Linked DNA regions of Homo sapiens: region 1 is linked to region 2. A link is a loop called in an ENCODE intact Hi-C map of the cell type or tissue named here. Cell type or tissue: HepG2. All regions are shown on one strand. Each heading gives the region's core, and the rest is flanking DNA. Links, peaks and the distances in the headings are about the cores only.

What was found. Peaks named below come from ENCODE experiments on the same cell type or tissue, not always from the same donor. Only the 100,000 strongest peaks of a DNase experiment are listed, where the experiment ranks them.
Region 1: it touches region 2 in a loop (3-fold over the local background); 6 of 110 quality-filtered maps call a loop at or near these places.

Annotation. Positions count from the first base shown.
Region 1 is chr18:13,532,975-13,548,855 of GRCh38, forward strand. The region is part of intron 4 of LDLRAD4 (low density lipoprotein receptor class A domain containing 4); the gene reads left to right. Among named protein-coding and RNA genes, the nearest start is that of LDLRAD4-AS3, 70 kb to the left of the region's middle. RefSeq lists enhancers at 8,914-9,437, 9,438-9,959, 15,071-15,881. In HepG2, for the core only: no CTCF peak of the experiment used is centred there; DNase peaks (open chromatin) are centred at 8,747, 9,277 and 11,547; H3K4me3 peaks cover 1,506 bases.
Region 2 is chr18:13,465,265-13,481,145 of GRCh38, forward strand. All of the region lies in intron 4 of LDLRAD4 (low density lipoprotein receptor class A domain containing 4), which reads left to right. LDLRAD4-AS3 (LDLRAD4 antisense RNA 3) reads right to left here and starts at 5,754. Exons shown (of 2, transcript XR_007066301.1): 1 at 5,530-5,754; 2 at 4,763-5,034. RefSeq lists enhancers at 8,760-9,261, 9,262-9,761. In HepG2, for the core only: no CTCF peak of the experiment used is centred there; DNase peaks (open chromatin) are centred at 6,067, 7,027 and 9,967; H3K4me3 peaks cover 1,293 bases.

The DNA of each region.
Region 1 (15,881 bases), core at 4,957-12,956, 69 kb after region 2:
CACTCGGGAAATGAGCCTCGTTTGGCTGGAAATAGTGTGCCAGTGTTTTCTTGCTTCGGGTTAGATACCAGTTAATTTACCCATTGTTTTTCATTAACTAATACATCAAATTTCTGAGCACCTACTGTGTGTCAGGGCTAAGGGATAAGCCAGCGACCAATAGACAAGGTCCCTGCCCCTCACAGCAACCATCTAGTGATGGGCTCAAGTCACAGGGCTTCTGTCTGAATAAACTTGTGTATCTCCACAAAGAGATGTTTTTGTTGCTGCAATGGATTTTTCATCTTGAAACCCCAGTCACTTTGATGTATTTCTGGTCCCCAACTACTGTCAAACATTTACTTTTTAACTCCTCATGACCACTTTGAAGAACCAGAAAGGGAAGATAAAGAAAATAACATTGCAATGAGCAGATCTTTGGACTAGAGCATTTTAAGGAGAAAGGGCTTAATTTTGAAGAAAGTCAAAATAGAATTAAGCATTTACACTTAGCTTATGATCCCAATTTTTTTCATATTCTTTGCATTAACCGTAACATTTTTCAGTGTGCCTGGCAAGAATTTGGTTTAAACATGTGGATTTGATTTAAATATAAATTGTACTTACAAACGGTACTCCAGTTGCCCATTACCATGGATGTTTTGGAAGTGATTATGTACTGAATCTTACCATGAAGCAGTAGTCCATGTATCTGAATTACATTTAGGCCTTTTAAAACATATCACATTATGTATATAGTTAGAAGGAGGGATGAGATGGGTATTTTTGAATTGAGTTTAATGGCTTACTTCAATAGGTGAATAAGGTTCTGCTCTGGGAATTAAAGGGACTTTTAAGTTTCTCTCTTGACTCTGATGTGCCTTTCACTGAACAGTAAAGGACCGGGGAGACTTGCCCAGCTCTCCTACTTGACAAAAGGTGAAATAGAATGATGCCATGAAATGCATCAATGTAAAATGCAGTTTTAAGATTGCATTTTAACTTGAGAGGGTCGTGAAGCTCTTGCCTTCCCATTAAGCCCCCAGGAATAATCTCCAGGTGTGTCTTCTGGCACTCCACGCTGCCTGCCTTCTGATGCTTCCTATGAATTGTTGGAACCAGCCATATCCTTCTCACTTCTGCCACAAAAACTCCTGGTGGTTTTGTACTTTGCCACCTTGTTTAGGTTTCATAGGCGATTGGTTCAAGGCAGTGCCTATCTGCACTTCCCTGTAACTCTCACTTTTTTTCTTTAATGTGGCCTGCATATGAATATATCAACACTTTTTAAATTAAAGGCTAATGAGCTCACTGCACAGCCTGAGTACGTTTGGTATTTGGCCTTCTTGGAGATGCTCTGCATGTGTCAAATGTTATTTTCAGAAAACTGGCTAAACTTTTAATGGGACCTGTTGTTAAATCACCCTGTGTTTCCCCCATAAACACGAATGTTAATTTACATTTTTAACCTAACTGAATGAGTTGTTTTTCTTAAATTCCTTTGCAGTTTGAAGGAACATACCTTGCAACAGGAAAGCTTTAAGAAAGAGGACGAAAAGGCTTTATAATCTTTCTTGAAGAGACCCTGTTGCTAAAAAGAAAAAAAAAAAGAAAGTCAAAATAAACACATAGAAGAGAGAGAGGCTGCATTTGTCTGGTGTGCCCTGTACTTTCTTATACTCATGTTTGATATTTGCTATCTATTGTGGGACATCTTTTTGTATGCTTTGCTGAGGTAGAATTCACATACTGTGAAAGTTACTCACTTTTGGTGAAGAGTTCGATGAATTTTGGTAACGACATACAGTTGCATAATCTACACCACAGTCACAGAACAGTCTTATCTCCCTGAAAAGTTGGCTCATGTTCCTTGATACCCAGTCCCCAGTCCCGACCCCAGGCTCCAGGCCACCTCGGACCTGCTGTCACTCTACTTTTTTCTCTTCTGGAATATAGTACAGTAGAAACATGCATTATGTCATCCTTGCAGTTTTGCTTCTTTCATTTAGGGTTATGTTTTTGAGACTCATCCATATAATGGTGTGTTTCCATGGTTCATTCTGTTGTACTGCTGAGTAGTGTTCTATGGTGTGGATGTACCCTACTCTGTTCATCCACTCATCCATTGACGGAACTGTTCATTGTTTCCAGTTTGGGGCTATTAGAAATAATATTTCTGTGAATATTCACATAGAAGTCTTTGTGTGGGCATATATTTTCATTTTTCTTTGTTAAATACCTGAGAGTTGACTGGCCGGGTTATATGTGTTTAATTTAATGGGTAACGCTATACTGGTTTTCAAAGTGGCTTTAACATTTTGTATTCCAGCCAGCAATGAATGGGGGTTCTGATTGAGCCACATTCTCATCAACACTTGATATTATCAGTCCTTTTACCTTTAGTCATTCTGGTGGTTGTGTAGTGCATCTTACTGTTGTTTGAATATGCATTTCCCTCATGACTAGTGATGTTGAGCATCTCTTTATGTCCCTCTTGCTTATCTGTGTCTTTACTTTTGTGATATGTTGTTTTAAATCTTTTGCACATTTTTTATTGGGTTGTCTATTGATTTGTAAGAAAACTATATATGTTTTGAATACAAACTTTTTGTTAGATATATATTTTCCGCAAATATTTTCTCCTAGTCTGTGGTTTGTTTTTTGTTTTTCTTAGCTGTTTTCAAAGATGAAGAGCTTTTTATTTGTATGAGGTCCATTTCATAATTTTTCTTATATAAATTGTGGATTTCATGTCCTGTTTAAGAAATCTTTGCCCAACCTAATGTCACAAAGATTTTCTCCCATGTTTTCTTCTATAAGTTTAACAGTTTCAGCTTTTATGTTTAGTTCTATGATCCTATCAAGTTAATTTGTGGATATGGTATGAGTTAAGAGTCAAGTTCACTTTTTGAAATAAAGATACAATTGTTTCAGCTCCATTTGGTGAAAAGGCCATCTTTTCCCCCATTGAATTACCCTAGTACCTTCATTAAACAATAAAGGACCGTATAACATTGAGTGTCTTTTTGGAGTCTCTATTCTGTTCCATTGATCTGTAGGTCTATCTGTATACCAATATCATTGTCTCTTGATTACTGTAGATTAATAGGAACTCTTGAATCAGGTTAAGTTCTCCAACCTTATCCCTTTTCAAGACTATTTTGGCTTTAGGTCTTTTCCTTTACATAGAAATTTTCAATTTAGTTTGTCACCTATTCGAAGAAGTATGCTAGGATTTTAATTGCAGCTGCACTGAATTGAAAGATTAATTTAGGAAGAATTTCCATCTTAATAATAGTGAATCTCGCAATTCATTAACATGGTATATCTCTCCATACACTAAGGTCTTTGATTTTCCTTTTATAATTTTCAGTGTACAGGCCATACACACCTTTCATTAAATTTATTCCTAAGAATTGTTTATGCTCTTGTAAATGAAAGTATTTTAAAATTTTCATTTTAAGTCACTGCTGGTTTAAAGAAATACAGTTGATTTGTGTACATAAACCCTGTATTCTGTGACTTTGCTAAACTCCTTTATTTGTTCTAGTAGCTCGTTTGTGTATTCTCTAGACTTTTCTTGGCATAAAGTCATATCTTTTGAACAGAGACGCTGTTTTACATCTTTTTTTCCCAGCCTGTATGCCTTTAATGTCTTTTTTTTTTTACTTTACTGCACTGTTCAGAACCTTCAGTACAAACTTGAATAAAAGCATTTAAAAAAATAGGACATGCTTACTCTGTTCCTCATGTAAGATAAAAAGCAAGAGCTTTTTATGACTGAGTAGTAATATGAGCTGTATGTTTTTTGTAGGTACTTTTAATCAGATTGAGGAAGTCTCCTTCTGTTCCTACTTTGCTGGTAGTTTTTACAATAAGTAAATGTTGAAATTTGTCAAATACTTTTTCTGCATCTATTGAAATGATTATATGTTTTTTTCAAATATTCTGTAATTATAATAAATTGTATTGATTAAGTTTTCAGATATTAAACCAACCTTACATGTTTGGGATAAATCCCATTTGGCCATGATGTATTATTCCTTTTATATATTGTTAGATTCTGTTTGCTAAAATTTTGCTAAGGACTTTTGCATCTGGCTTCATTAGAGATATTGGTCTGTTGTCTTCTCTTTCTTATGATATGTTTATCTGGTTTGGTATCAGAGTAGTATTGGTTCATAAAATGAATAGAGAAATTGTCCTGTTTCCTCTATTTTCTGAAATAATTTGCATAAGGTGGTATTATTTCCTTTTTAAATACAGTCATGCATTGCTTACAGAAGGGGGTAGGTGTACTTACATAAACCTAGATGGTATAGCTGACTGCACACCTAGGGTATATGGCAGCAGTCCCCAACCTTTTTGACACCAGGGACCGGTTTCATGGAAGACAAGTTTTTCCATGGACTGAGGGTGTGCAGGAGGATAGTTTCAGGATGAAACTGTTCTACCTCAGATAATCGTCATCAGGCATTAGTTAGATTCTCATAAGGAGCATGCAACCTAGATCCCTCACCTGCACAGTTCATAATGGGGCTCACACACCTGTGAGAATCTAATGCTGCTGCTGATCTGACAGGAGGCAGAGCTCAGGAGATAATGCTCCCTCACCCACCGCTCACCTCCTGCTGTGCGGCCCAGTTCCTAACAGTCCATGAACCGGTACTCGTCTGCAGCCCAGAGGTTGGGGACCCCTGCCGTACAGTATAGCCTGCTGCTCCAACCACCATTATAAATGTGGTCCATCATTGACCAATACATTGTTATGAGGCACATAACTGTATTTAATAGGATTCATCAGAGAAACCACCTGGGCCTGGAATTTGTGTGTGTGTGTATGTGTGTGTGTGAGAAAGAAAGAGAAAAAGGGAGATATTTAATTATTATTTAGATTATTTAACTGATACGGGGCTCTTCAGTTTTTCTGTTCTTTCTTATATTCATTATCATAATTTATATCTTTCAAGAAATTTGTCCATTTTCATCTAACTTGTTAAATCTATTGGCACAAAATTATTTATAATATTGTTTATTAGCCTTTTAATATTTGTAGGATCTGTAGTGGTATTTCCTCTTTTGTTCTTGATCTTGGTAATTTATGTCTTCCCTGTTTTCTTCTTGCCAGTCTAGCTAGAGAACTTATCAGATTTGTTGATCTTGTCAAATACCCAGCTTTTCTCTTCATTCATTTTTCTCTATTACTTTTCTACTTTTTATTGAATTGTGTTCTTATCTTTATTATCTCTTTCCATTTACTTACTTTGGAGTTTGTTTTTCTTTTTCTGATTTCTTAAGGTGAGAATTTAGAGAATTGATTTTATGTCTTCTTTTATAACACAAGCACTTGAAGGTGTAGACATTCCTGTAAGCACCAATTTAGCTGTATCTCACAAATTTTTAATTGTTTTATTTTTACTGTGATTCAATTCAAAATATTTTCCAGGTTACCCCATATTTTTTTCACCCATTTTAAAGAATGGGATAGTAGAGTATAAATGAGAGAAAAAAATGCAGCTTTCCATTCACATATTTCTTGGATGTGAAGAGTCTCATTTAAAATTTTGATGTCTATGATTTTTTTTTTTTTTGAGACAAGGTCTCAGTCTTGCCCAGGCTGGAGTGCAGTGGCACAATCTCAGCTCACTGCAACTTCCGCCTCCTGGGTTCAAGCGATTCTCCCACCTCAGCCTCCCCATTAGCTGGGACTACAGGTGTATGCCAGTATTCCAAGATAATTTTTGTATTCTGGAGTACAGACAGGGTTTCACCACGTTGACTGAGTTGGTCTCGAACTCCTGACCTCAAGTGATCTGCCCACCTTGGCCTCCCAAAGTGCTGGGATGACAGGCATGAGCCACTGTGCCTGGCCTTATGACTCTTACTGGGAATAAGCCTTCCTCAGGGAAGTCAGGCTCTGGTTAGGGCTTATGGCTCTAGAGTTTATCTGCTTAATGATGTCTTTGAAGAAATGATGAGTAATCTTTCTCTTATTTGTCCCTAGGAGGGAAATTAGGGTTAGTGTTTTTGTACCTCCTTGGCTCTTAATGAGAAATTCAGTTTCCTTTGGTGTAACTTTTGATTTTGGCTTTAATTCCCCTCCCCTCGTTACAAAGAAAAAACAGAGAAGTAGTTTCTGCCAAGTACTCTTTTTCTCAGAGTAGAGTGATTGCTTTTATAGGCTTGTTTGAGTGATAAAAGCTTGTTAGGAAATCATCTTTATGCCTTCCCTGCAATGCTTTATTTCGAGACCTCTGGGGAGACATGGGGTCCAGGAAATGGGTGGGGAGCATGTGACTGTGTGAGCGCAAGGACCCACGTCAGGGAGCAACTGTGTGCTTGTTTGAACACCAGCTAGCTGAAGGAAGAGGTTATTCAGGTAATTGCTCAGTCCCTAAACGTAGCTCAATTTCCTTTTGTTATATTTGCATAGAAAAAGAGCTGTTCAAGGGAGGAACCAGAGCACGAAAAAGCTAGTATTTCTCTTTTGCCAATAGGAAAAACAGATGCAAGCTCTTCTTGACTTAGTATCCTTCACTACAGAAAGCCCTTTTATGTTTTTGTGGATAAACATAGATTATTTTCCACCCCCTTTCCTCCTCTTTCAAGGTGGCTATCTGACTCCATGCACCTATTTAGTATTTATCACTGTTGTGATATTTGTGCTTTCTTATTTGCCCAAATGGGAGAAGCAAATGAAGTAGGTATCATGATCACTGTGTCTTGGTGGGAGGAAAGACATGACATCTGAAATTAATGGGACTAATGTAAGGATTGATATTTTCATATTTGCTCAATTGCATCCTGGGTTAAGCACATTCAACAGGTAAAGAATTCACTGTCTAATTATAATTCTTCTTTCAAAAAAGAAACCCATAGTGCATAAAAAAGAAGTGTAACCAATGTCAACACTGGAAGGGAGAAACAGGTGCTGGCAGACAAATGTCCTGACATGGGGCCACATTGCTATGCCTTGGGCTGGCTATGGCCACCTGGGTCCTTGAAGACCACTGTCAGCCCACAGGCAAAGTCCTGTAGGCCCTGACACCCCCAGGGTTGGGGCCGATGGAGCCAGGGTCACCCGCATGCCAAAGCTCCTTCTGGCCCAAGAACAGGGAAATGAGGAAAGTCCACAGTCAGAAGTTACGCAGCCAGATGCCAGGGAGGTTGAGTAAAACAGAATATTTTGTTTGGTTTGTTTTCATGCCAAATCTTCCCAATTTATCTGTGTTTGTCTTTTTTAAAAAATACAAGTTTTAAAAAAACTAGCAAAAGATATGGGCCAAGAAATTGAGATCCCCGTAATTCTTTGTTTAGTCTGTAAGGCAGAGTACATTTGCATCTGAAATTAAATGGCCATTGAATAAACACAGGGACTCAATATTTGTAAGGGCACTAATGTTTGCAGATGTCTGCAGTTGTTAAGGGCAAGCCAAGGAAACAGGAAATGCTGGGACTCATATTTTTTTTCTGGAAGAAATGGGCATTCCAAATGCATCCTATATAACCTTTTTTTCTTCTTCTTCTTCAGGTACATCCATAATAGTTTCTGAAAGGTATTCAATCCTGGTGGAGAGCTGGAGATGTGTTTATGCTGGGGGTTGTTAAATATATTTACAGCCTTTTCAGAGAGTTCCGTGGGGGTTCGTCAGTGGTTATTTATTAGTCTGCTTCAACATCTGCTGGCTGGAAAATAATCTGTCCAAGGCAATTCACAGGAACATTATAAATTGCTTCCGATTATAATGAGCAGTAGGAAAGGTAATTTGAGGGAAATTCCACGCATGTTAGTTACAGCGTGTCAGAAGCAAGATCTGGTGTGAAATGCCCAGAGAATCAGTGTCTGCTGATAACAGTTATAAGATGGAAGGTTCTGGGTGTCTCGACCGTGTTTTTCTTCCTGTCTCACTTCTGGGCTTGCTGGGCAACTTGCCTGCTTGCTGGGGTTCTTTGGAGCCTGTGGGCACCTTCATGTGGGCACTGAGCAGAGCCAGCCCTGCCCCTTCCTGCAGGCACTGCCAGCGGTCCCTGAGTGGAGGTGGAGGTGGAAACCTTGAGTGTTGAGGCCCCTGGGGGCTGCTGCATTCTAGTTTCCAAGACAGAGTCTGCAGAGCTGTGGCAACCCTCAGAGGCCCACACACACCTCCAAAGCCAGCCCGACCCCGCAAGGCACTCTCACCGGGGTATAAATTGGTGCTGCCATTTTGGAAGACATTGGAGGAAAACGCAACAAAATGTAAAATGTGCAGACCAATCTCCTCAGCAGTTTAGACCAATGACAACAATAACTATTCAAGGACACTCATTGCAGCAGTGAAATGCGTGGTCCACTTTAAGTTGCTTATTATAATACTGAAAACTTGGACTGACATTAACCAGTGCCAACAATAGGGACTTGGTTAAAGAAATTACAGAAGGAAATTCACTCTATACTGTTCAGTGGAAAACAATCAGTGAGAAGCATTTGCTCATATATGCAAAAGGGTGTGCACACTTGGGTGTGTGTACCGAGATTACTGGAAGAACAGTGTGAAGAGTGGTCTCCTCAGGTGGTGGGAGTCCCAGCTTCCTTTGTGAGACATGAGCATGTGGAGACTAGAACTGGTCTTTCTCATAGAAAGACTGTTGGTTCTGGTGTTCTGCACTCTGCACGTTTCTACTAATAATTAAAATACTTACTGCCTCTGAGATGCCTCCGGACACCCTTCTGAATCACAGTGTTCAGAAATGCTCTCTAAATCAGGAAGGTGTGGATGACCTTTGGACCTTCCCTGGTGTGAGGAGTTTAGCACACTGAGAGTAATATATGAAAAAGACCGCCAGGCGTGGTGGCTCACACTTGTGATCCCAGCACTTTGGGAGACCAAGCCAGGAGGATAGCTTAAAGCCAGGAGGATAGCTTAAGGCCAGAAGTTCGAGACCAGCCTGGACAACATAGTGAGATGTTGTCTCTACAAATATAGCCCAAAAAAATTAGTGGGGTGTGGTGGTACATGTCTATGGTCCCAGCTACTGGGGAGGCTGGGGTGGGAGGATCCCTTGAGCCCAGGAGTTGAAGGTTGCAGTGAGCTGTGATCATGCCACCGCACTCCAGCCCTGGCAACAGAGTAAGACCCTGATTCTAAAAAAGGAAAAAGGTCACTCTCTACTCAAGTTCTACTTATATAACAGCAATGCAGCTCTCTTCATAAAGCTGGCTGTTGTGTAGTTTATGTTGGGGAATCAGTTCATGGTTTAAAAAGTTCTGTCAATGCAGAGAACAAGCCGGTGTGTTTTATGGAGAGGCTGTTTAATCTCCACTGTGAGACAGTAAATATTTGGCTGTTGCATCATCGTGAAGCTTATGATCACAGTCTGGCGCCATCTCCCTCCTTGCCTGGAGTCTGATCTGTCCCGGCCCAGTGTCCTCCAGGACCCTGGCCCCTCATGCCTCCGTGCTTGCGCGTGTGCCATTTCCTCTCTCCAGAGGACCTTTCCTGCCTAGGACTCATGATTGTCCCCTCCCTGGTAAGCCATCCCCGACCTTCCAGGCAGAACCTGCTGGCTTCTCCTCAGCACTTTGCATGGATTTCTGTCACAGTCCTGGGTGCACTGTGTCGCCCTCTCTATGTGTCAGCCTCCCGTCCCCTACCGTGGGCTCCTCCAGGGAGGTGTGGACATTCATCCTCTTCCAGGCAGCCCTCAGGAATCCAGGGAGAAGATAAGGAGGCGGGGCGGGCGGAGGTGGGTGCTCCACACACTCAGAACACTTTCCTCTGCACTTACTTCATTCTGGTTTTTCTTTTGGGTCCTTGGTGTTTTTAAATAAACCCTTTCCTGTAGTTTGCTCCCCTTCCATGGAGGGCTGTTTCGAGCACAGATCTGCTGGGTGTCTGTATTTACAAAGAGAAGGGGCCACTCGTGTGTGAGCAGCACCGAGGGACAGAGGTACCTTGCCTGCTTGTGTCCCCTCCAAGTCCTTCTGATATTTTCCTTTCCAGCTGTTGCCTAGTTTCCTGGTATTAAGGAGAATCAACTCTCTGGATAAACGTGGTAAATATGGCCCATAGTCCCATCTTTTTACAGGCATTTTTTACACCTGGAGCAGCCAGAGGACGCATGCATGGCTCTTCGGAAGGTAATTTAGGGATCACCCATGTAAGTTTCCTAAGGATTTCTTTAACATGGTTCTTCTGATTCAGTCCGGCCAATTAAATCTAAATCCACCCCTGAAAGCCATCTGGTGTGGATAACAAGCCCACAAATGAGCAGTCAGCTTTTTGTGCCCTTTAGGGCCTGGGACAACCACGGGATCTAAAAGGGGCTGGAACTAGAGGTCTTGAGCTCCTGTTCCTAAAATCATCTTCATCCTATATCTGCAGCCTTCTCCTGCCACGGCATGCACCCACACATGCGAGCCTCCCGGGTACTGTCATCCTGAATTCTGAGACCATCCAGCACTTCCTTTAGTTTTGCCCTGGTGCTGTTGACTTTTGTTTACTGAAGAGTGTGCTGGAGGCAGGACAAGGGACATGGAAGGCTGCAATTTAAGAGTCTAAAAGGTTTTAGAATCCTGAAGGAGGTTTAACAAGCTGAATTGAAGAATAATACCTTTCTCAACTGGAGAGAATTTACATGATTGCATTATTGTTAAAATTAACATCTCATCTATTAAAAGCATTTGTAGATTATCTTTGTACCTTCACTTTCTTTGTCTGCCTTACATTAGGTCTCAGAGGTAGATTGGTGGAGTCACCTGGAGTTTGTTGGTGACTTGGGGTTTGGCTGGCCTGTGGAGTCAGCCAGACTCTAGCTCTGATCCAGATTCTGCCCTTTATCTCCTCTGTGCCCTTGGGAAAGTCAGTGAAACTTTCTGAGCCACAGTTTCTCCAATAAGGAAAAACGACCGCCAACGGGGCTACCTGTTGAGCCCTACCTCCAACAGGGCTGCTGGGAGGATTAGCCAAAGAGATGTCTGTGAGGGAAACCAGCACAGACTCTGGCATGGAGTATGTACCCGGGGATACCAGGACGAGGCCTGCCCCGAACGTGCAGGCCCACATACGTGCATACGTGTGGACGTGCACATGCATGCACACAGTGTGCACACAGGGTGAGGCACCGTGAAGCTGAGGCCGCACTTCTGGGCTTTCAGCCTTGGCATTGTGGTTTCCATCGCTGGGCCTGCTATGAAGCCACGCTGCTTTTCAGAAATACCTTCAGAAATGAGATTGGGAAACTTTAGTGAAAAACGTGTTGATTGCCTGAGGCACTGCTCTGCCTCCGGGCTGTTTTCCTGGAGTGTGATTTCCCCGTCAGAGTGCTGCAGTGGGCCAGGGACTTGTCTAGGGTGCCATGGAGGCACAACTGTTGATTATGTTAATAGGATAAACAAACCTTCTTTGACACCATAAATAGCAGACGCTGTGCTTTCCTCCCCACCTCCTGGGCAGGGAAAATATTTGAAGCTGGAAGGAATTGAGCCCTGAGCTTAATACAGTTACAGACCCAGAAAGAAAACAAAGATGGGTACAAAGATGTGTTTTCAGGAGACAGAAAATTGTGAAATCAACCCATCAGTCGGCCCAGGACTGGCTCACCTTGAGTGGCTCCTGGTACAGTGACTGCTGTGGATGGCAGCCTGCATGGTGGATGGGAAAGCGGAGTTCGTGTGGGAGACAGAGCTCTCGCGAAGCTGTGCTGTTTTCTCTTAAGTAGGCTAGAATGGAGGACAACTTACAGGTAGACCTAACTGCAACCTGTTGACAGTGAAGCTAAAGTCCGAACACACCCGTCACCTTTCAGAGGACAGACAGAAGCCATCTTTATAATAGTGATTTTGCACAGACCAAGGAGAGGCTAGGTCCAACCGTTTCAGCTGCCGCCAGGAAAAAGGGTCCAACTCCCTGGAGCACATCAGAAGGTTAGACGTCATGGCAGGTGATGGTTTGTCTTTTTTTTTTTTTTTTTTTTTTAATGTGCTCCTTTTATTTTCCAAATTTTCTAAAATGAACAAGTATTACTTTTATAATTGAAAGTATTATTAGAGAAAACATACATTAAACTTTCTTAGAATGTAAACATCCACTGTGTGAAGTCAGTCCCAAAGTTTTAACGGCCACGCAATCTAGCCTTATCCAGTGGTGCTCCCCAGAAGGTCCTCAGCTGAGAGAGTGGGGTGGTGTTAGTGGCCTCCTCTTGATGGCCCAGCTGATTGCAGGGGATCTCTGGGATGCTGCTGATGGAGTACCTGGGAAGATGGCTCCAGGACTCTGAAGGGCTGCGTGTTTTTGATCTTGCTCCCCGAGCCCCAGCCTCTTTGACCACATCATTGAGCTGCGCACGTTCAGGGCAGACGCCTGGAACTGGAGAACTCTAGGGAAGCAAAGGGGACTCCTCGGGGACTCTGATCTTTATGTCCAAGTTATATATCAACGAATCCTTTTGGCAACACCAAAATGTATGGTGAGCCCTTAGTTAAAGTGTGGGAAAACATGAAAATGATCAAATATGAAGTTTGCAGATTAAGACCAATTCAATGGCCCTCCATTGACCAGCGAGAGAATCATCCTGTGTCATCTTGTCTTGTCCTGCTGGGATCCACTAATGGCTTTCTCCTTTATGGAGTCCTGTGCTGAGGCCAGCAGTAGCTCTGGTTACTCTTCCACACACACACCTTCTTCTAGCAGCCGGCCATGAGCAGTGCGGTTTCTTAGCTGCAAACAAGCTGCGGGAACTGAGGAGGGTGGGAAACTGGCGGGGCAGGAAAGAGACAGGAGATGTTATGGAGCCAAGCAAGCTAATTTATGACACCAAGCATACTCAGTGCCTGCTGTGCACAGGTCACAGTGGGGTGGAGCCTTCCAGGGGTGGAACATGTAACCACAGCTCAAAAGTCAGGGAAAGCCAATGGGGCAGGATGGAGGCTGGGAAGGACCCAACAGGTGAGAGTCAGTGGGCTTCATTTGGGAAGTCATAGTCACAGAGCTGTCCTCAATCCTAAGCCAAGAGGGAGTTTCTTAGCAGCAGCAGTGAAGGATAGGGTCGGGATGCAGTGTTCATAACTGTGGGATCACAGGCCCATTACCTTCCCCCTCTGGACCTAAGTTCCCTACCTGTGAAGTGAGAGCCTGAGGCTGTTCGGGATTAGGGCAGATGGTTTAGCCCCTGCTTGGTGGGGAGTGGGTGGTAAAAGTCAACAACAGTTGAGGCAGGGGACTGGGTTTATGTTCACAGATGGAGAGATGGGTGCATTCAGCCTGGACCCAATGGCTGTCACTCATCAAGTGGAAGGTCAAGGGGTAAGGGAGGGGAGTTCAGTGAAGCAGCTCTGCCGGGGAACCAGCAGGCCAACTCCACCACTAACTGCTGCTCGGGAGTAATTTGTCTAACTGAAGTGGCTCAACAATAAAAGATTGAAGATGGCCTCCCCTCCCCCCTCCCCTCTTGCTTGCCTGACAGAGTCTTGCCCTGTTGCCCAGGCTGGAGTGCAGTGGTGCAATCATAGCTCATAGCAGCCTCAAATTCCCAGGCTCAAGCGATTCTCCTGCCTCAGCCTCCTGAGTACCTGGGACTACAGGTGTGCACCACCATGCCTGGCTAATTTTTGCATTTTTTGTAGAGACAGGGTCTTGCTATGTTACCCAGCCTGGGTGGTTTTTTTTTTAAATACCACACACTACTGCCATGTGATGTCACTGAATAACACTGGTGGAATTACTCAGTACCCTGGCACAAAAGTAGTCCGTGTGTGCAGGGAACTTCATGCAAGCTCATTAGGCCTGATGCTGTCGGGCACGTGGTTCCCCCATCCGCCATCCCCACTTTCTCAGCTTAGAGAAAGCGGTGATCTCTGAGGATTCTGTCGCTGACATCAGTGAGGGGCTTGCCAGATGATGAAGCGGCACAGAAAGGCAGTGTCTCTGTTAGGTTATGAAATAGCCACACAGAAAGCCAGTTGGCTTGGAGAGGGGGTTTCACTGATCTCCCTTGACAGAGGAGTCCCCTTCTTTTTCATTTACAACACTTGAGATGAGAACATTTGACATTTTGGCTGGTGAGGTGACACTGCGCAGCTGTTGTAATTTTTGCCATCTTGAAATTTATTGATGCTAGATAAGATTGCAGTGGGCCCCGATGTTGACAAGTAGAGCTCTTGTGCCAGTGAGAATTGTGCATCTGTCTTCCTTTGTTAACCTGCTTTCTGTTACTGACTTTATTTCCATTAAGTCATCCTTTGAGGTAGGAAGGAAGAAAATGTACCACTTCGTCATTTACTCGAGTAGCATCCATTAGGGTCCAGTGATTTTAAAGTTACAGTCACAGATTCTGGGCTTCTTTGAAAGCTAAAACTATTTGAAAAATTAACTTTCTGCACAAGCTACTTGAGAGTAAAAACAATGTCTTAAACTTGTTAGATGATCCACCAGTGTCTAACTTTGTGCGTCTGCTGTATCAGTGTCACAGGATCCTTAGGGTGTTGCTTCACCCGCTGGAAACCTTGTAGCCGGTGGCACCTTTGACTGAGTTTTGCTCAGGCCCACTGGGCTCGTTCTGCCCACTCGACCTGGCAGGCTGCACTTGGCTTTCAGTCCTGGCCCAGATCCCACACCTGTCAAGGGCGAGCCAGGTGCAGAGTGGCGAGGGGTGCATGAGTGAGTGAGCGTGGAGTGTGGCCACTGTACATGGCCAGGCATGCTGTCTGCAATGGGGTGGGCAGCTCCTTGCTGTGGCTGGACCAGGCATACCACAAGCGGCTTCCACTGTGGACACCGGGGAAGATGGTGGTGCCCAGAAGTTTGGAAATGCTAGGAAGTGCAGAGCCCCAAAGAGGGTGTCACAGCCCTGGCTCAGGGAGCTCCTCCTATGTCTGGGCTCCCCAAAGGGCTGCAGCTTTTCTCTCATTCTCTCTTCTCTCCTTCTTGTCACCCACAACATGGCAAGCAGGAGGGTGTGTTTCAGGCCTGTTTGTGTTACAGCTCTTTCAGTCCCACCATTCAGTAGGTCCTGAGTTCTTGTCCTGCATCCAGAAGAACGAGGTACCCAGACAACTGGAGGGTGAGCAAGTCAAAGAGGTGCTTTATTGAGTGACAGTATAGTTCTCATGAGTCCCGAGGTGGGTAGCTCCTATCCACAGGCAGGTCATTCTGACAAATGCAGCTCTCAGCAGAGAGGAGACCCAGAGTGGGTGGCTCCTCTCTGCAGGCAGGTCATCTTGTCATCTGCCTGAGTCTGGCTGAGTCTGGGGGGTTTTATGGGCTTCAGAAGGGAGGAAGTAGATGCTGATTGGTCCATAGGCAGCCATTGGCAGGCCTGGAAAAAGCACCGTAAGTTCTCACTCTGGCCAGAAGGTGGGGTTAGTCACCAGGGACCTGCCCCTTTCCACCCAGGAGCCTGTCTGCCTCCTGCTGCTGTTCATGGCATTCATGGCGCCCAGGCTGTTGGTGCCAAGGGGTGCCTGCAAGCCCAGGCTGAGCCACTTTCAGCACCCCCTTGGCCTCCTTCCCCTGCTTGTTGGCACCCAAAGTCCAGAAGGGGCCAAGGGCAAGGGGCTGGGATGTCAGTGCCACTCCAAGTATGTGCACACCTGGTCAGGTCGTAATAGTGCCTGGGCTCAGCCACAAGTTTGCTTCAAAATTGGAGTGGGTGCTGGGAGTGGGGAGAGGCCAGGCAGTGGGAGCAGGCACTTCCAAGCCTGCTGGGGCACGGGGTGGTTTCTGGGCCTCCAAGAGTCCAGGGGTGCAGGGATGCCCATGTCCACAGCTGTGGCTGGGGGGCTGCAGCTATGCCTGGGAGAGTGGGGCTCCTGCCCCACCAACTTGGAAAGGGTTAGGGCTCCCACCTGTTCCTGGCTCCTGCCTGCTCCAGGGAGCACACGGCCCCACCCATGCCTCCCCTGCTGCAGCCAGCATCATGGCAGCGGC
Region 2 (15,881 bases), core at 3,405-11,404:
AGCACGCCCTCTCTTTATTCTCAGGCTGCGTGTTTCATTGATTCTGAAGGTCAGATGGCTGTGTTCAAGTTCTGTTAGTATATTGGTGTCAGAAATGAAAAGATGATGTAACCCTTTATAACTTCTTAAAGGCTCATATCATGTCAGGAAATTAACCTGTAGGAGTTATGGACAAATGCCCATCCTGATGATTTTCAGCCATGAAAATGAGTAAAGGGGAGATGGGCATACGAAAGGCTGCATGTGTTGAGCATTTGATTTTGGAGGAGGATGCATTTGTTGTTTGATGGAGTCTACGACCTTGCCCTCATTCCAAAGGGCAGCCTTTGGCCCTGGGCATGCCCTCATTGGCTCACAACACCTACAAACCATACAACATTTGGCATCAGGGTTGTATCTGTTGGTGGAGGACACAACGCCAAAAGGAAATGGGATTTCCTGGTTAGGCCTGCGGCTTGGCAGATGATTGTTATGGGAAAGACACTGAGTCTGTTTAGGCAATTTCTTCCTCTTTACTAATAAAGTGTTCCTATTTTGAAAGCAATGCTGAGTTGTGGACATGTGTATAAACCGTAATGCTGTAAGTTAGGCCTCTCTTGTCTAGAATCTCAGCCTCTTCATACTCTCTCCCCCTTTTTTGCCATATTATTTTCCTTATCACTAACTATATATTTTACCTGTCTCACTTACTATCTGTCTCTCCTCTCAGAGTGTTACTCCAGGAGGGCAGAGATAACTGTTTAGTCCAGGCTGTGCCTTCGGTGCTCAAAATAATGCCTGGGTGCAAAATAAATATATCTTGAATGAAATAATGAAGTAATCTTTAAAATGGTGCTCCGAGCATAATTTTCATATAGTAACACATAGTTTGCAATTAGTTGTCTCTTTCAGGGATAATGGAATTGTTCAACATAAGAAAATCAGGCCTGGGCACGGTGGCTCAGGCCTGTAATCCCAGCACTTTGGGAGGCTGAGGTGGGCAGATCATTTGAACCCAGGAGTTCAAGACTAACCTGGGCAACATGGCAAAAGCCTGTTTCTACAAAAAATACAAAATTAGCTGGGGGTGGTGGCGGGTCCCTTTGGTCCCAGCTACTTGGGAGGCTGAGGTGGGAGGATCACCTGAGCCTAAGAGGTTGAGGCTGCAGTGAGCTGTGATCATGCCAGTGCACTCCAGCCTGGGTCACAGAGTGAGACCTTGTTTCACCAAAAAAAAAAAAAAAAGGAAAATCAAACAATATAATATACCACATTTATAGAATGAAAGAAAAAAAATGAGATCTTCTCAATAGACACAGAAAAGGCATTTGACAAACTCTTAACCTTCTTTGATTATAAAAACACACAAAAACCTAGAAATAGAAGGAACTTCTTCAACAAGATAAAAGGCATGTCCTCGTCCAGCTGGGTGCCTCTAACAAAATACCATATACGAGGTGGCCTGTAAACAACAGAGGTTTATTTCTCATTGTTCTGGAGGTCGGAAGTCTGAGATCGGGGCACCACCAGATTCTGTGTCTGGTGGGGGCCTGTTTCCTGGTTCATAGATGGAACATTCTTGTTATATCTTCACATGGTGGAAGGGGCCAGCCAGCTCTCTGGGATCTCTTTTATAAGGACACTAATCCCATTTATGAGGGCTCCGCCCTCATGACCTAATCACCTCCTGAAGGCTCCACTTCCTAATATCCTCACATTGGTAATTAGGTTTCAACATGTGAGTTGTAGTGGGGCACAAACATTCAGTCTATAGCAGGGTATTTATGAAAAACCTACTAATACCATACTCAGTGGTGAAAGCTTTAAACCCTAAGACAAGGAACAAGAGAGGATACCCACTTTTACCAATGCTGTTCAACATTGTACTCCAGGTTCTAGCCAGAGCAACTAGACAAGAAAAAGAAATAAAAGGCATCCAATTGCAAAGAAAAGAATGAAAACTATCCCTGTTCAAAAATGACATGATCTTATGTATAGAGTATCTCCGAGATGCCACAAGAAAGCTACTAGAACAAATAGATGAATTCAGCAGAATTGCTGGGAACAACATCAACATGCAAAAATCAAGTGTGTTTCTATACATGTGCCATGAACAATCTGAAAAGGAAATTAACAAAGTCATTTCATTTAAATTAGCTCTAAAAGAATAAAATACCTAGAAGTAAATTTAACCCAGGAAGAAAGATTTGTACACTGAAAACAATACAAAATATTGCTGAAAGAAATTAAAGAATACCTAATTAAATGGAAAGACGTTCCATATTCATGGGTAAGAAGACTTAGTATAGCTAACACATAAATACTACCTAAAGCCATCTACAGATGCAATACAATCCCTATCAAAATTCTAACAGCCTTTCACTTTTGCAAAAGCTGATCTTAAGATTCATATAGAATTTCAAGGCACACCTTACAGCCAACACACTCTTGAGAAAGAACAAAGTCAGAGGACTCACACTTCCCAGTTTCAAAATTTACAAAAGTACTGTAATCAACACGGTGTGGCGTGGACTTCAGGATAGATGCATAGACCTATGAAGAGAACTGAGAGTCCGGACATCCACACAGCTATGGCTGGATGATTGGATGATTTTTGATAAGGGCTCCAAGTCCATTTAATGGGAAAGAATAGTCTTTTCAACAAATGATGCTGGGGCAACTGGGTTCCTGCATCAAAAGAAGGGAGTTGGACCCTATCTCATATCAGGTACAAAAATTAGCTTGAAATGTATCAACGACTTACATTTAAGAGCCAAGAGCATAAAATTCGTAGGAGAAAACATAGGGGTAAGTTTTCATGATGTTGGATATGGCAGTGGATTCTTAGCTATAACACCCAAAGTATGAACAACAAAAGAAAAAAAAACAGATAAATTTGACTTTATCAAAATGAAAGACTTGTGTGCATCCAAAGACATTATTAAGAGAGTAAAAAGACATCCTACAAAATGGGAGAAAATATTTGCAAGTCATTTATCTGATGAAGGCTTATTATTCAGAATATATAAAGGACTGCAAATCAAAACCCCAATGAGATACCATCCCACACCAGTCAGAATGGCGATCATTAAAAAGTCAGGAAACAACAGGTGCTGGAGAGGATGTGGAGAAATAGGAACACTTTTACACTGTTGGTGGGACTGTAAACTAGTTCAACCATTGTGGAAGTCAGTGTGGCGATTCCTCAAGGATCTAGAACTAGAAATACCATTTGACCCAGCAATCCCATTACTGGGTGTATACCCAAAGGAATATAAATCATGCTGCTATAAAGACACATGCACATGTATGTTTATTGCGGCACTATTCACAATAGCAAAGACTTAGAACCAACCCAAATGTCCAACAACGATAGACTGGATTAAGAAAATGTGGCACATATACACCATGGAATACTATACAGCCATAAAAAATGATGAGTTCATGTCCTTTGTAGGGACATGGATGAAGCTGGAAACCATCATTCTCAGCAAACTATTGCAAGGACAAAAAACCAAACACTGCATGTTCTCACTCATAGGTGGGAATTGAATAATGAGAAGACATGGACACAGGAAGGGGAACATCACACACCGGGGCCTGTTGTGGGGTGGGGGGAGGGGGGAGGGATAGCATTAGGAGATATACCTAATGTTAAATGACGAGTTAATGGGTGCAGCACACCAACATGGCACGTGTATACATATGTAACTAACCTGCACATTGTGCACATGTACCCTAAAACTTAAAGTATAATAATAATAAAAAAAGAACTACTAAAAGACTCAACAACAAAAGGACAAATAACCAAACACAAAAATGGGCAAAGGGCTTAAATAGACATTTATCCAAAGAAGATATGCAATGACCAATAAACAAATGAAAACATACCAAGTATTCTTAGTTATTTGAGAAAGGAAAATCAAAACCACAATGAGATACCACTTCACACCTACCAGAGGGGTTATGATTTTAAAAATCAGAAAATAACAAGCATTGGCAAAGATGTGGAGAAATTGGAACCCCTTTTTATTACTGATAGGAGTTTACAACGATGCAGCTACTATGGAAAACAGTTTGATGGTTTCTCTACAAGTTAAACATACAATTACCATATGATGCAACAATTCCACTCCCAGGTGTACAACCAAAATAATTGAAAACAAGGACCGGAACAGATATTTGTACCCACTGTTCATTACAGCATTATTCACAATGGCCAGAGAGTGGAAATAACTTACAAGTCTATCAACTGATGAAGAGATAAAAAATGTGGTATATACACGTGATGAAATATTACTCAGCCATAAAAAGGAATGAAGTTTGGATGAACCTTGGAAAACATTATGCTAAGTGGAATAAGCCAGTGACTAAAATATAAGATATGACAAATATATGATACTGCTTATATGAAATATCTAGCATACACAAGGTCAGAGAGACAGGAAGTGGATTAGAGGTTACCAGGAGCTTGGAGGAGGGAAGAATTGAGACTTTACTGCTTGATGGTTACAGAGTTTTGTGTTCAGGGAAGAGATTTGGAAATGGATGGTGGTGACAGTTGCACAACAGTGCAAATGTTAGTAACACCACTGAATTGTGTCTCAGTTACTGGGAGGCTGAAGAGGGAGGATTCTTTGAGCCAGGGATTTGGAGGCTGGCCTGGGCAACATAGTGAGACTCCATCTCTAAAAATAAATCTAATAATGATTAAAGTGGCAACATTTGTTATATATATTTTACTACAATAAAAAGTTAGAAAAAATCGTGGGACTATTTGGAGTGCAATTAACAACATTGAGTTTTATTTCTCCTTCTCCAGACTAACATCTAACAGGTCTGTGGATCAGAAATGATGGTGGAGCAGTTGCCCTTTGACATAGCGATAGACCGTGTGGAAATGGTATTCAGTAAGCCCTTGACATCCAAAGGGGTGCACATGCAGACCTTTGCAAATCTCCAATAGAGGGCTGCAGAAATGTTTGTAGAGTCTCTTGACTTTCTTCAGACTCATATTTTCATAGAGAAATAAGTGTTTCCTGCGTATTTTCTCACCTGCAAGTTTAATCTCTCATGAATGGTTGTGTTTCATGAGGAAATAAAGTTTTCAGCACTTTGGAAGTGTGTATAAGGATGGTTAGAAAATCATACTGTCAGGTTGAGATGTGGATTCTCATCCTTCCGCCGGCACCTCACCAACCCAGCACTTGGCCACCATCCTTGTGGCACGTAATTCATGTCTGCCACAGCAAAATAGCCAATGTCCTGGAGCCCTGAGCCCTGTGAGATGTGTAGGAAGTCACCCTGCCCCTGTCTGGCATCTAGTATGAGCTCTAGGCATGTTTGTTGATTGAGTTAGTGAGTCAGTCACTGTCAGTCAGAGGCACATGCTGGGATGTGTTGCGGGAAGTGGATCGCTGACCCTCTGGTCATGGCACTCCCGCCTTCCTGCTCTGGTATGGGCCTGGATGAGGGTGCAAGGGTGTCTGCTGGGGTCAGTTCTGCTTCCCCAGATCCCAGCCACCCTCCTCAGCCACACACAGCACTGACCTCACTCCCCATGCGCTGCCCTGCTCTCAACTTCCACTTCTCCCCAGTGTCTTGGGCAAGCAGAGTGCCCACAAAGACCCCTGTTAGGACGCAATGCCTAGCAGGGGTCTTTGTGGCCCTGGTAACCGCCCTCTCCCTCTCCACCGGCCACTGCAGCTGCATTCACCTCTCCACGCCCAGGCTGCCCTGGTGAAAAGAAGCTCGTTTGTAGACAAAGTGTGGGAGTGTCTTTACTGTGGGTGAAAGAGCAAACTTGGGGATCTCTTTGCAAAGTGCTGGAGATTGTTAATGATGTCATAATTAGTAGGCAGCACTCAAAGTGTTATGACATCATTAACCAGTGATTGTTGTACTCCGTGGCCTTTCTAACTGGCTTGTGATTGGGCCCCAAGGCTGCCTGGCCCTCCGTGAGACCATGTCTGAATAGATACCTGAGAGTTAGACCCATGCGCTGGGTCTGGCTGAGGCTGTGTGTAGATCACAGCAGCGTGAGCACTGGCTGTACCTTTGCCCTGTCCTGCTGCTCTCACTGTCTGCTGTGTCGGGACACTGAGCAGAAGTGGCGGTGGAATGCACACAGCACAGCGTGTCACAGTGCGCATGGGCTCCCCACTGGAAGGGATGTAGCATTGTTTTTCTTTCGTAATGGAGAGAAGAGGGGAAGAAAAGGCCCAGGCACTGGTTCTCCAACTCTTGTACATCCGGTCACTGTCCTGAGATTCAGAAGGTCTGGGGTGTTCTGAGAATTTGCATTTCTGACAAGTTTGCAGAGAGTAATGCTGATGCTGCTGGTTCAGGGACCCACTCGGAGAGTCAGTGGCCTGGAGCACTGGAGGGCTCCGTGGAGCTGGGGAGGGTGGAGGGATGACGGCCTCGGGATGGCACAAGGAGGTGCCGGGTGAAGAGGAGGTGCCGGAGGCAGGATGGAGCAGCTCACAGTGGTACCTGGGATGGCCCCGTGGCTTCTGCCAAGCCAAATTCTCCTGTTTCATAAGAATTGCTCACCGGTGAGACTCCATTTTTCTTGAAGAACAGTGTTGTTTGTTTTATTTTATTTTCTTTCAGGCATATATAGAATCTTTGGCACTATAAAAAGCATTTACCGCATAATTAATATCTAATTGTTCCCAGAGAAGACACAATCTTATAAGGGGAAGTCATGGGAAGAAGGAAGCTCTGGTCATAAAAACACGATTTCCACCTTCTGTGCAGAGAAACTGCACTCTTAATTGTAGGCAGAAGGGTTTCGTTTGGGTGACTTCATCTTCACCACTGGAAGACGCTGCCCACCTCCCAGCCAACCCCCTCCCCAGACCGAGGGTGGACGGGCCTGGCCGTCAGGGAAGGCCTCGCATTGTGCCATCCAGCCGGGGCTTGGCCATGGCCAGTCTGAGGCAGTGTGGGCTCCTGCGCCTGTTGTCTTTGAAGTCCCTGCAACCAGATCAGCTCTCTGCTCTCTGAGATCCCAGGGCTGTCGAGCTCATTGAAGCCTGCAAATGGGACAGCACTGGCCTTCCTCCTTTTCATTCAGCCACTGGACGGGGCTGGCCCACGAGCCAGCAGATAAAAGAAGTCATTTAAGCTTTGATTTCAGATAAAAGACTTGAGGTTCATGAAATGCTCCAGCATAACAGTGCAGCTTCTGTTCTGTGCTGCAAAACACATTAGAATACAAACAAAGGGGCTGCTCCGTGGAGCCTGCAGGATCCCGACCCTGTCCAGGCTGGGTGCCAGGTCTGAGGGTTTGGGCGTCCTCTCCGCCAATGAGAAATCCACCTGGCGGCCTCCTCTGTCCTGTTCACCCACCCACTCCCATCCACTCTGTCTTCTTACCTTAATTTGCACCTACTTGGCCTTAATGTTGGCAGAAAGGTTACGGAGAGACAGTTTAAGGTCAAGTGCAATAAAATGATTTCATTTACACATCACAGAGGTCCCTGGTTAATACACTGCAGAATGTTCTATTCTCATGAATAATCTTGCTTCACAAACATACTCCTTGTTTGTTTTCACTGGGTAGAAAGGGACAGGTTTCATAGTTAACAGCGAGCACATCTGAGCAAACACGTACCTCTTTTTCTTGAGTAATGTGTAGAGAACATTTTGTGGTAGTGTTTATGTCTGTCTTTTGCAAACGTTAGAAGATAGTGTTAATTCTTTACTCATCATCTCAGTATGTCATTATCATTCTCTGAACAGCATTTGTTTGTAGAAGTCAACATTAATTAATCTTCTCAACTGAAATGAAAATACTTTATGGGAATACACTGAGAACCCCCCGCCCCCGCCTGCCAGCACATCAGATGGATTGAAGCATTTGAAGGCAGAATATAGTTCACAGAAAAAGCAAACCTAATTATAACCTAAAGATCATACATCAGGTGAGTTATGTTCATTTCAAAACAGAGACATTAAAAATGTGTCTTCTTCTTGCCCAGGCAAAAATCCCACAAGGGTAAGAAAGAGCACGTGGCCTGGATTCTTCATCCCATCTCCAGCTTCTCTAGTTGTTTATTGTAGGCATTTATCCCATAGTCTAGGTGTTTCTGCATGAAAATCATATCACAGCCAGACAGATTCAAAAACCTAGTGGGGGCTGGGCACTGTGGCTCATGCCTGTAATCCCAGCACTTTGGGAAGCTGAGGCAGGATGATAGCTTAAGGCCAGGAGTTTGAGTCTCTACAAAAAGTAAAAATTAGCTGGGTGTAGTGATGCATCTGCAGTAGTCCCAGCTACTCAGGAGGCTGAGGTGGGAGGCTTGCTTGAGCCCAGTTGGAGGCTGCAGTGAGCTATGATCGTGTCACTACACTCCAGTCTGGGCAGCACAGTAAGATCCCATCTCATATATATATATATATATATATATATATATATATATATATATAACGTTTACATTTTATATATATTTATAATATACATATTATACAGGGGCGGGGCTTATACACCAGATCCAAATTCAAACACTTTCTTTTTGAGAGACGCAACCTCAGGCCCCAAAGTGAAGTTCCTGAGAGCCTGTGGCATTTGTCTCTGATCCAGGAACCACCTTAACCCCAGACAAATAGGACCCATGCTCTTGCTGATGTGGTTTGGCTCTGTGTCCCACCAGATCTGTTGCTGAATTGTAATCCTCAGCATTGAAAGTGGAGTCTGGTAGGAGGTGGTTGGACCATGGGGGTGGTTTCTTGTGAATGACTTAGCACCATCTGTTTGGTGCTGTTGTCGTGGTAGTGAGTTCTCATGAGGTTCGGTTGTTTGAAAGTGTGCAGAACCCGCCTCGTGCTCTTTCTCTCCTGCATTAGCCATTAAGATGTGCTTGCTCCCCCTTTGCCTTCGCCATGATTGGAAGCTTCCTGAGGCTTCCCCAGAGGCAGAAGCCACTATGCTTCCTGTACAGGCCCCTGCAGAACTGTGAGCCAGTTAAACCTCTTTTTTAATATAAATTACCCAGTTTCAGGTATTTTTGATAGCAGTGTAAGAACAGACTAATACAGCCGCTAAGCCGTGAGGAATCCTCAACCAGCCCAGCCCCTGCAGCCCTTGGGCTGCACATTTCCTAGGTCAGCCTGCAAAAACCCTGAGTCAGACATATCCATCCCAACCTCAGGAGTTAGACACGTGTCAGATTCAAATGGAAGCAACATTGGGAAGCGGCTTCCAGCCCACTGGGTGCAGATCCAAGCCATTGCTCCCTCCATGCAGGACAGAAAGTGATGGTGTGGCCAGTGCAGCAGTCCTGATACCCCAGTGAGGACTTCGGGGCCAGGTGGGTCTTGCTCCCTTCCTCCTGGACCCAGAGGATGGTCTGCAGGGGAGCAGAGGAACTGGGATGGAAGTGAAGCCAGTGCCTGGCCAGAGGGAGAGGGGCCACAGGTGCAGATCATGAGAGTGTCTGGAGACTCCAGAAGTAGAGTTGATTCTACCCCACACCTACCTGGCACCTTGTCTCAAAGACAACAACAACAAACAACAAAAGGTCTTTGTCTCCCGAGGTTAGGATGGCTATGTCTGACTCGGGATTTTTGGGTGGCAGTTAGAGAGGACTCAGGCTGACCCAGGAAATGTGCGGCCCAGGGGCTACAGGTGCTGGGGTTGGTGGAGGATTCCTCATGGTTTAGCATGAGCTGAGTCCTGCTTATCTGGGGTTAAGATGGTTTATGGGTCATAGACAAATGCCATGGGCTCCCAGGAGCCACAGTTTGGGGCCTGAGGGTGCTTGCCCTGGGTCTGGGGTGGCTCCTCTTGATTGCTGGGAAGCACCCAAAGAAGCCTTAGTCACATCCAGTGTTGACGTGACTCCAGAGGGAAGTGGAGCAGACAGGAGCCTCAAGGGTGCAAACGTTAAGTTTGCTGTTTTCAGTCTGTGCTTGGCACTTTCCTCACTAGATCTTTTTCACTTAGGTTAAACAATTCTTTCTCCCAGTATGAGGAATGCCAGATTCACAGTGGTGGCTCTGTTTTTTGTTTTGTTTTAAGAGATGTCTCACTCTGTGGCCCGGAGACAACAGGATCCCTGGAGCCCAGGAGCTCAAGGCTGGTTCACTGCAGCTTTGATCTCCTAGGCTCCAGGAATCCTTGTGGCTCAGCCTCCAGAGTAGCTGGGACTCTGGTGCTCGCCACCACACCCCGCTGATTTTTTTTTTTTTTTTTTTGTAAAGACAGGTTCTTGCTGTGTTGGCCAGGCTGGTCTTAAGCAGTCCTCCTGCCTCAGCCTCCTAAAGTGCTGGGATTACCGGCATGAGCCACTGGGCCCTGCCTGGCTGTTCTGTTTTGTATCAATTAATGCAGTGTGTTTTGTGGCCAATGTCCTGGGTGTCTTTGTAGCTTATGGTGCACACGGACTCCCATTACCCTAAAACACAAGAAATCTTGTGAACAGCCAACAAGACCTGGCCTCTTCCCTCCAGAATTCACAGCCTCATCAGGAGTACATATGAAACAGCTAGCTCACAATAAGCAGCCGTGCATGACTCCATGCTAAACTGTGTGGTGCAAATAATAAAAGACACAGTCATCAAAGGAGTCAAGGACAATGGTGTAGAAAGGTGGGGTATGACTGTGCTTCTGACTCTAAGGAAGAAGAAAGGACATTGCAGAGGAACGAAAGAATTTGAGCAAAGGGATGGAGGAGGAAATGGAAATGGTCTGATCACAGGTGCCCAGGAGATCGGCCTCATTGGAACAGGGTGTTTGTCAGGGGAACGGGAGGTCAGCCTCATTAGAATGGGGTGTTTGTCAGGGGAATCTGAGATATAGTTTGGATTAATCCGGGGGGACCAGACTGAAGGGTCTGTAAATCTGTAACAGATTTAAAACTCGGTATGTTGGCACATGGATGCCTTAAGTGCCTGTGGCTTCCTTATGGAAGGGGCTCTGCTTTGTGGGTGAGAGGTGGCAAAGTCACGTTCAGGGGTCACATCTGGTCCAGACGCATGTTTAACTTGGTGTGTACACCTCACTGTTTTAAAAATGAAGTCCTCAGTGTTTAAAAATTAGAAGTAAATTGCCAACATTAAGACTGAATTAGGAGACTTCATGTTGAAAACCCAGCCTGGGCCGGTGGCCCACATCTGTAATCCCAGCACTTTGGGAGGCTGAGGCAGGAGGATCGCTTGAGTCCAGGAGTTTGAGACCAGCCTGGGCAATGTAGCAAGACCCCACCTCTAAAAAAAGTTAAGAATTAGCCTGGCATGGTGGTGTGCACCTGTAGTTCCAGCTGCTCAGGAGGCTGAGGTGGGAGGATCCCTTGAGCCCAGGAGATCTAGGCGGCAGTGAGCTATGATTACACCACTGTACTCCAGCCTGGGCAACAGAGCAAGAACCTGTCTCAAAAAAAAAAAAAATCCAGTCATATTTCTTGCAAAAAATGGGAAGATGCAGTAGCAGGTGGGCCACGTGTCCCCTGTCCCTAGGCCCTCTCTGTCTCCTCCACACAGAGGCCAAGAGCCTCTGCAGGATCTTGAGGCCCATGATGTTGTTTGCTCACAGCCCACTTCACTCACTGTGGGACCTGCTTGGTGCCTGGTGAGGACTGTTCCTGCCCCTAGATGTGGTCTCCAGCAGATATTTGCTTCAGCTTATATTTTTGGACAAAGGAATGGAGTGACATGGATAATATTTAAATTGGAATGGACTATGCCTTTTATCTGAAAAAGTTCTCTAATTATATTTTTCTTATCCTTTTTGATGTCTCAAGAAAACTCACTAAGATCCGTTTATACAAACATGTTTGAATTTGACCTCACAATGGACTAGGCTTTGTAGGAGACTGAACTCATGGTAATGAATATTAGTAATTTTGGTGGAATTTTTCTGTGGTAAAGAATGAAACAAGGAATACCAGGAGGATTGGGCCCTAATTTTCCCCAGAGGGGTCCTTCTTTTAGGCCTCACTTTATCTTCTAGCAAGACAGCTGTGGTGTTAGACTTCTGCTCCTTGGCCTAAAAAAAGCTGGGGCCCCGACCTTCCTGGGCATGGGCGTTTGTTGATGGAACCATGGTCAGAAGAACAAGGAAGGAGGTCCATGAGGTGGGAAATGCACGCTCACCCGAGAAAGCATCCAGCAGCAGGTCCTCTGTGGCCACCCAGCTGCCTCCATGACCCATGAGAAACAGTAGCAGAATGCTTCTAGAAGAGCCCTCCCACCTGCCTCTATCAGGCGGGATACTTGTCATGCATTTCTCTTCAGTACTGGCAGAAGCCCAAGCGGAGAAAACCTGACTCTGTGCAGGCAGCATGGCTTGGATGTTGATCTTTGGAAACAAAGAGGAGGCTTTCAAAGGCTGAGGGGAGAGCTCAGGTCATGGGATTATGGAAAGGCAATTAGAGGTGTTTTCTAGACCAAGCCCCTCTTTTCATAGCTGAGAAAACTACAGTTTGGAGAGCAAAGAAGTGAGCCCAGGGGATATCTAAGTGCTTAAGTGACCCCGCACCTCTCGCTCCTTTTGATGAGCCATGTTCGCATTTTGGAAGGAGAAAGGGGGTGCAGAAGAGGCGTCTGATGCAGGCCCTGCTGACAGGCAGTCAAGGGCATCCCTCAAGTCGATGTAGTCAAGGGCCAGAGCTGCAGGAAAAATCCAGCAGGCACATCTCACTGGTTAGGGGAAACTGGCGGCTTTTCCGTGGTCCCGGGCTCGGATAATGCATCTCAGATCAACGAAGGATACCAAAGGCAGGTGCTTTTTACTCATCTGCTCCCACTGACTCCTTCGTCCCCCTCCTTCCTGCTTCGGACCTACTTCTGATACAGTGAGGGAGAAAGACAAGAGTGGCAAGACAGTGTATTTTCTCTGGAACATAGTCCATCCTCCCCTCCTCACGGTCTCTGCCTGAGCTCAGAGCCCCATCTGCTTTCCCCCAGACCCTCTTGACTCGGGGTTGTCTGAGAGCCTGCAGCATTGGCATCACCTGGGGCTTGTTGGACATGCTGACTCTTGGATTCCACCCAGGCCTGCTGTAGCATATCTTCTACTGTAACGGAATCGCCAGGTGATGAATATACACATCCAAGTGTTGGTGTGCTGCCCTAGAAGGTCAGGATTAACAGTTGGTATTTTCCCGTTGTCCCAAGCACCTATTCTCCTTTAATCCATTCTGAACATCAACTGGGTTCTAGTTTGAAAACAAAATTCAGCTGTGTCTGTTCTTTGCCTAAAATCCTTGCTTGGCTTCACATTGCTTTTTTCCTATATATCAACAATAAACAAGTGGAATTTGAAATTTAAAGCACAAAACCATTTATAATAGCATGCAAGAAATTAAATACTTAGGTAAATCTAACAAAATATGCATGAGATTTATATGAGGAAAACGACAAAACTGATTAAAGAAGTCAAAGAAGTCAATGGAGAAATATTCCAAGTTCATGGATAGGAAGACTTAATATAGTCAAGATGCCGGTTCTTCCCAAATTCATAAATGGATTCAATGCACTCCTCATAAAAATCCCAGTGAGTTGTTTTTTGGATACGGAAAAACTGATTCTAAAGTTTATATGGAAAGGGAGACTGCCTGGAGTAGCCAACACAGTACTGAAGGGCAAGAGCAAAGGAGGAGAAATGACGCTGCCTGCCTTAAAGACTTACCATAAAGCTACAGGCATCAAGATAGGTTGGCAAAAGAACAGACAGATGGATCAGTTGACAGAGCAGACAGCCCAGAAGCAGATCCACATAAAAATATGGCCTATGAATCTTGACAAAGAAGTAAAGGTAATACGGTGGAGGCAAGATTATCTTTTCAACAAATGGTACTGAAACAGCTGGCTCTCCACATGCACACACAAAAAATTGAATCTAAACATAGACCTTACACTTTTCACAAAAATTAATTCAAAATAGATCACAGGCTTAAATATGAGACATAAAACTTAAAACTCCTAGAAGATAACATAGGAGAAAATCTAGATGACCTCAGGTTTGATGGTGATGTTTTAGATATAATACAAAAGGCATGGGGCATGAAAAAAATAATTGAGAAGCTGCACTTCATTAAAATTAAACATTTCTGCCCTGTGAAAGACACTTTTAAGTCATTGAAAAGAGGGCTGGGTGCAGTGGCCGACATCTGTAATCCCAGCACTTTGGGAGGCCAAGACAGGCGAATCACCTGTTGTCAGGGGTTGGAGACCAGCCTGGCCAACATGGCATAACCCCATCTCTACTAAAAATACAAAAATTAGCTGGACATGGTGGTGGGTGCCTGTAATCCCAGCTACTTGGGAGGCTGAGGCAGGAGAATCGCTTGAACCCGGGAGGCGGAGGCTGCAGCAAGCTGAGATCGCACCATGGCACTCCAGCCTGGGCAACAGAGTGAGACTCCATCTAAAAAAAGAAAGAAAAGAAAAGAAAAGAAAAGCCACAGACTAGAGGAAAATATTTACAGAGACAATCTGATAATGGACCAAACTATACGAAGAACTCTTAAAACTCAACAGTAAGAAAAAAGAAAAAAACCTGATTAAAAAATTGGCCAAAAATTTTAATAGACACCTCACCAAAGAAAATATGCAGATGGAAAATAAGCATATGAAAAGATGCTCCACACCATATGTTATCAGGGAAATGCAAATTAAATAATGAGATCCCACTGTATACCTCTTAGAATGGCCCCAATCCAGAATACTGACAACACCAAGTGCTGGGGAGGATGTGGAGCCACCGGAACTCTCATCTATGGCGGGGGGCAGCCACATTGGAAACAGTTTGACGGTGTCTTTCAAAACTCAGCATAATCTTACCATATGATCCAACAATTGTGCTCCTCGGTATTTACACAGAGGAATTGAAACATTATGTCCACACAGAAACCTTCACATGGAAGTTTATAGCAGCTTTATTCATCATGGCTAAATCTTGGAAGCAACCCAGATGTCCTTCAGTAGGAGAATGGATAACTAAACTGTGGTACATCCAGACAATGAAGTATATTCAGCACTAAAAAGAAATGTGCTTTTTCTTTTCAAGCTATGAAAAGACATGGAGGAAACTTAAATACCTGTGACTAAGTGAAAGAAGCCAGTCTGAAAGCTACGTACAGTGTGAGTCCAACTGTGTGACATTCTGGAATAGGCAAAACTGTAGAGATAGTAAGAAGATCATTGCCAGGGTAGCGGGGAGGGAGGGACGATTAGGAGGAGCACAAAGGATTTTTAGGGCCGTGAGCCTATTCTGTATGGTACTGTAGCAGTAGATCCATGGCAAAATACATTTGTCCAGACCTGTGAGAATGTACAAGAGTGAACCCTAACGAAGGCCACAGACTCTGGGTGATGAAGGAGTGGTGGTGTCCGTCCATCAAGCGTAATGATGCGCCACTCTGTGTGGGATGTGATCATGTGGGAGGCTGTGCGTGTGTTGGGGGTGGGAGGCAGAGAGCACGTGAGAAATCTCTGCATGTTCCTCTCCAATTTTGCTGTGAACCTAAAACTTCTCTAAAAATTAAGTCATAAATTCTGACTGGAGCTTCATTAAGTGGAAGAATGCTTTTAAAGTTAGATTTGGGTCATGATGACAAATGTTAGAAATAAGTGACCTGGAGTAGGAAGTGGAAGGTCATCCAGCCTCACAGACACCCATGACTCCCAGTGAAAACCCACGTCCTGGCTGTCAGCCGTGTCAGCCAGAGCCTTGACTAGTGTGTCAGCATCTAAGAAACATATAACATTGACCTAAGCAAAAGTCCAGCATTCTGGCCTGATCGTTGTCTTCCTGGGAACTCTGGTGTGGGAGCTGTGGATGCACATGTCCTAGGGACGGACATGGGGTGGGGCAGACATGCATGCCAGACAGACAGACACGCCAGTGTGGGCTGCACAATGGCTGAGCCTGACCTGGAAGCTGAGAGCAGTTT